Linked DNA regions of Homo sapiens: region 1 is linked to region 2. Evidence: read pairs that join two places in POLR2A ChIA-PET (ENCODE). Cell type or tissue: CD4-positive, alpha-beta T cell. All regions are shown on one strand.

What was found. ChIA-PET counts read pairs that join two places held together with the same protein. Peaks named below come from ENCODE experiments on the same cell type or tissue, not always from the same donor. Only the 100,000 strongest peaks of a DNase experiment are listed, where the experiment ranks them.
Region 1: POLR2A ChIA-PET joins it to region 2 with 5 read pairs; 2 of 35 experiments call an interaction of 5 or more read pairs at or near these places.

What each region holds. Positions count from the first base shown.
Region 1 is chr12:47,607,749-47,610,248 of GRCh38, forward strand. No RefSeq gene overlaps it. Among named protein-coding and RNA genes, the nearest start is that of RPAP3, 97 kb to the right of the region's middle. In CD4-positive, alpha-beta T cell, no CTCF peak of the experiment used is centred here; no DNase peak of the experiment used is centred here.
Region 2 is chr12:47,273,675-47,276,174 of GRCh38, forward strand. No RefSeq gene overlaps it. Among named protein-coding and RNA genes, the nearest start is that of PCED1B-AS1, 58 kb to the left of the region's middle. In CD4-positive, alpha-beta T cell, no CTCF peak of the experiment used is centred here; no DNase peak of the experiment used is centred here; H3K27ac peaks cover 991 bases.

The DNA.
Region 1 (2,500 bases), 330 kb after region 2:
AATCGGCTCTATCTGTGCAGTGGGCAAGAAGAATCTATTAGGTGATTAGAGTTTTGGGTGGCCCTGTCCCCATGGCTTTGGGTTGGGGCTATCTGGCCTGTGGAAAGCAAAGCAATGGTCCTCCCCTTTGGAAACCAAAGAAGCAACCCTGATGACCTCTGAGTTGCCTTCATGGTCCTTCTTCCCTTGTCTTGAAGAACAGTGCATGTTCACAGTTGAATAGCTCTATGATCCATACAGTTAAATATAAGTTTGACAGCCTTCCTTCCTTCTTTCCCTTCTTCATCCTCATCAGTTCAAACTGACAATTTTCCTGCTGGGATGGCTGATTAGGTCCATGGTTCCCACCCATACTAATCTCCTTATCAAAGGGGATTTGGCCACACCACTGGTGTTCTCATTTTTTGCAATATGAACAGGCTGAGAACTTTCCAAATTTTTAAGTTCTGCTTTCTTTTTGCCCAGAAATTCTGTCTTTAAGTCATTTCTCTTGTGTCTTATTTTACTACAAGCAGTCAGGAAAAGCCAAGCCACATTTTTAACACTTTGCCTAGAAATCTCCTCAGCTAAATATCCAGTAAAATCTCTCACAAGTTCTATCTTTCAAAAAATACTAGAATATGAACACAAGTCAGCCACGTTCTTCCCTCCTTTATAACAAGGATGGCCTTTCCTCCAGTTTCCAGTAACATAGTCCTCATCAGAATGGCCTTTACCATCCATCAATGTTCTGTTCAGGATTACTTAGGTATTCTCTAAGAAGATTGAGGTTTTCTCTCCAGCTCTCCTCTTTTCTTTCTGAGCTCTCACCAGAATGACCTTTAACATCCATATTTCTAATATGCACCTCAGAATTCTTCCAGCCTCTCCCCACTATGCAGTTTCATATTTTTAGCTATTTGTTACAACAGTACACCCACTTTTTGGTACTAATTTTCTTAGTTCAGGCTGCTATAACAAAATACTATAAACGAGGTGACTTCTAAACAATGGAAATATATTTCCCATAGTTCCACAGTTCTGGAAGTTGGAAGTCTGAGATCAGGGTGCCTGTATGGTCAGTTCCAGTGAGGGTCCTCTCACAGTTGCAGATTGCTGACTTCTGTCAGCAGAAAGCAGAAAGGGGAAGCAAACTCTCCTGTTACTTCTTCTTTTTTTTTTTTTTTTTTTTTTTTGAGACAGAGTTTCACTCTTGTCACCCAGGCTGAAGTGCAATGGTGCAATCTTGGCTCACTGCAACCTCGGCCTCCCAGGTTCAAGCGATTCTCCTGCCTTAGCCTCCAGAGTAGCTGGGATTACAGGTGCCCACCACCACGCCCAGCTAATTTTTTGTTTTTTTTAGTAGAGACGGGGTTTCTCCATGTTGGGCAGGCTGGTCTCGAACTCCTGACCTCAGGTGATCCACCCGCCTCGGCCTCCCAAAGTGATAGGATTACAGGCATGAGCCACAGTGCCTGGCCTCTCCTGTTACTTCTTATAAGGGCACTAACTCCATTTATGAAGGCTCCCTGACTCATGAGCTCATCTAATCCTAATTACCTCCCAAAGGCCCCACCTACTAATACCATCATAACTGAGTATAGGGTTTCAACATATAAATTTGGGGGGACACAAACATTCAGTCCATAACCTATATATTCAAATGAGTTTTTCTCCCAACTTGTCATGTTGGGCAGACATTCTTCATCCAATGATGCTGTTTGGTGGGTGCCCACCCCAACAGGCTCTATGGATGCCCCACTCACAGTGATGCTATTCATAAGAGGTGCTATCTGGAACAGCAAATGGAAACAAGCCAAATAACCAAAATGCATAAACCACATATTACATTAAAATAACATAATTTATTCCCACTGCTTTCTAGTAAGACAGAGTAAAATTTTAGTTTATTAGCCTTTTTGTGACATCTTGTAAACAATACTTATTTTAATGTAAAAGTGTACACAAATCAGAATGGCTGCACTGAACTCAAGGAAACACATGCTGCTTATTTTCTGCCTGAAACCTGGAAGGAGGAAGGAGGGGTCATCCTCAGAGCCTTCCCTTACCTTCATTCCTGTGATACAACTCCCTAGTCCTGCGCACAGCATCTCCTTTGTAACTCTCATTTCCACCCTCTCCTCACTAAGACCTCATCATTGCATATCTAAATTATTCCAATTGTCTAATAATTGGCCTCCCTGCAGCCACTCCACAAGTCTCTCTGCAGTCATAAGCCAGTGACCTTTCTGTAATGCAAATCTAGGTCCATATCCTCTTCCTGATGCCGCTTAATGCATGAAAGGCCTTCTCATGGCTGGCCTTTTCTACGTTCTCCAGTCTCATCATTTTTCACTTGTTCCACCCCCACCTCCAACATGCAACCTTTGCCCCAGCCCTACTTAAAGACATGCAGTTCCCCAACACATAATATGCAATTTGATTTTTTAAGTTGTGTATTTATTTGCTGATTCCTTATGGTCTGTCTCCCATTGTTAGAATATTGGGTAATGAGAGTGGG
Region 2 (2,500 bases):
AGCCTCAGTGTGCCAGCAGGTAGACATTCTGACCTCTCTTATTATAAAACACACAATAATTTCTTAAATGTTTAATGATGATGGAAGAAAATTGTGTCTTAAAATGAAATGAAGTTGGAGAAAGTAGTATGTCTGGGTCCCCACTCCAAGTCCTTTAATCATGAGAAGTAACTGCATTTCATTATAATGTGCACTATGATGCCACCTGATTCGTGGTGTGGATCCTAAAGGATGATTCTAGTCATTCTCTTTCTTAAACAATTTTTGGTAATTTTGATTCTTTCTCTTTATGATGTTCCTTTTCATCCATTATCTTCTCTTATGGTACTTACCTAATGATTAAATGTTGAGTTAGGAGACGGTAATTAGATTCCATCTCCCATTTTCCTGGTTTAACTTGACCTTTTTCTTGATGAGATATTTTCTTCCATTGGGTATTGGCATTTCGATGCCCCCTAGGCAAGCTATTTTGGATTTCTCCTTGCTGCAGAACTTGAAGGGTTTCAATGTGAAAAATAAGTCTATCTTTTTTTTTTTTTTTTTTTTTTTTTTTTTGAGACGCAGTTTCGCTCTTGCTGTCCAGGCTGGAGTGCAATGGTGTGATCTCGGCTCACCGCAACCTCTGCCTCCTGGGTTCAAGCAATTCTCCTGCCTCAGCCTCCCTAGTAGCTGGGATTATAGGCATGCATCACCACGCCCAGCTAATTTTGTATTTTTAGTAGAGATGGAGTTTCTCCATGTTGGTCAGGCTGGTCTCGAAGTCCCAATCTCAGGTGAACTGCCTGCCTCGGCCTCCCAAAGTTCCGGGATTATAGGCGTGAGCCACCACACCCAGCCTGTCATTTCGTTTTTTAAACCAACAACATTTAAATGGGTTCTGGCCAACTTTCTAGGCAAAGGTACGGAAATATATTGTATATCACATCACAGATGACAAGTGCTTCCAAAGAATATAAATGCTATTTTAGGCTTAGGTTTCTACATTGTCTAAGTTTCCATTACTTAAAGGAGAGACTTTCTTGCAGAAGGTATATTACTTCATACACAAGTTGGGATTTATACTGACTTTCCTAACATATGTATCTGGGAGAAACATTTGTGTGCAGTAGAAATGAAACCAGTCTAATTTTCCCATAGAACTGATGTTTTCAGTCTTTTAAAATAAACATAGAAATTGACCCTCCTGGTCTTAAAGCTTGAAACTTACAATCTGAGTTCCTTTCTCAGGAAATCATCATCAGGCCTTCTCAGATAGTATCAAGGAACTGAAACTCACCAGATCACTGCATCCAGACAATGAGATGCCAGATCCCTCACCCATCATGATTCCCAAACTGACTGCGTGCTTCCTATTGACCATCACCTCTTCCTTACTCCTCCCTGATTTCTGTTTTCCTGCTCATAGTTACATTCCTTCCCTGATATATAAATCCCCAACTTTAGTCAGTTGGAGAGACGGATTTGAGACTTATTTCCCATCTCCCTGGCTCACGTCACCTAAATAAAACCTTTCTTCCCTGGCAATACTCATTGTATCAGTGATTGGCTTTCTGTGTAGCGAGCAATGGGACATAGACTATACCCCTGACATTTTGGTGGCAGAAAGAGTTAATTACTAATCAAGTTTTCTCATTGATTTTTGATAATTTTTTTTAATTTTGTTTTTTGTTTTTCGTTTTTTTTTGAGATGGAGTCTCACTCTGTTGCCTAGTACGATCTCAGTTCACTGTAACCTCTGCTTCCTGGGTTAAAGCAATTCTTCTGCCTCAGCCTCCCTGAGTAGCTGGGATTATAGATGCCCACTACCATGCCTGGCTAATTTTTGTATTTTTAGTGGGGATAGGGTTTCACCATATTGGATAGGCTGGTCTCGAACACTTGAGCTCAAGTGATCCACCCTCCTCAACCTCCCAAAGTGCTAGGATTACAGGCAGGATACAGAGTTCTTGATGGTGTAGTTTGTATTTTTCCAAGGTAGATCTTAAACTGGCAACATAATTACACTTACTCTTGTCTTTTAGGCTAAAAAATAATTGTCAGTACTTGTGGAATGTCAATATTTCTGTGTTGCTTAATTAGATCATAGAGAATGCTCAGTTTCCTGGAGCATGTTTTCTTTTTGTTTGGTTTGTTTTGAGAGAAGGAGATTAGCAGGGTACAGAAAGCCAATTCTCTGAGATTACTGGAAAATAAAGCATTTACATAAATAGTTCCAGAAAGATTTATATGGATCTATTTTCAAAAATTATAGTCTGTAGACTTGCAGGTAAAAAAGCTCCAAGCAGGGAAAATAGGCAGAATTAGTTTCTCAGGAAGAACATGTGTTTGGATGCCTCTTAAATTTATGATTTTAGGATAATCTAATACCACTATAATTATACTACTACTATATATTTTTCTACATGATACTCCGGTTTAGCTCAGCAAGAGTTACAGATGTTTGCTAATTCCTGAAGCATCTGAAACAGGTATTAAGTCATTCACCTACCGATATTTAATG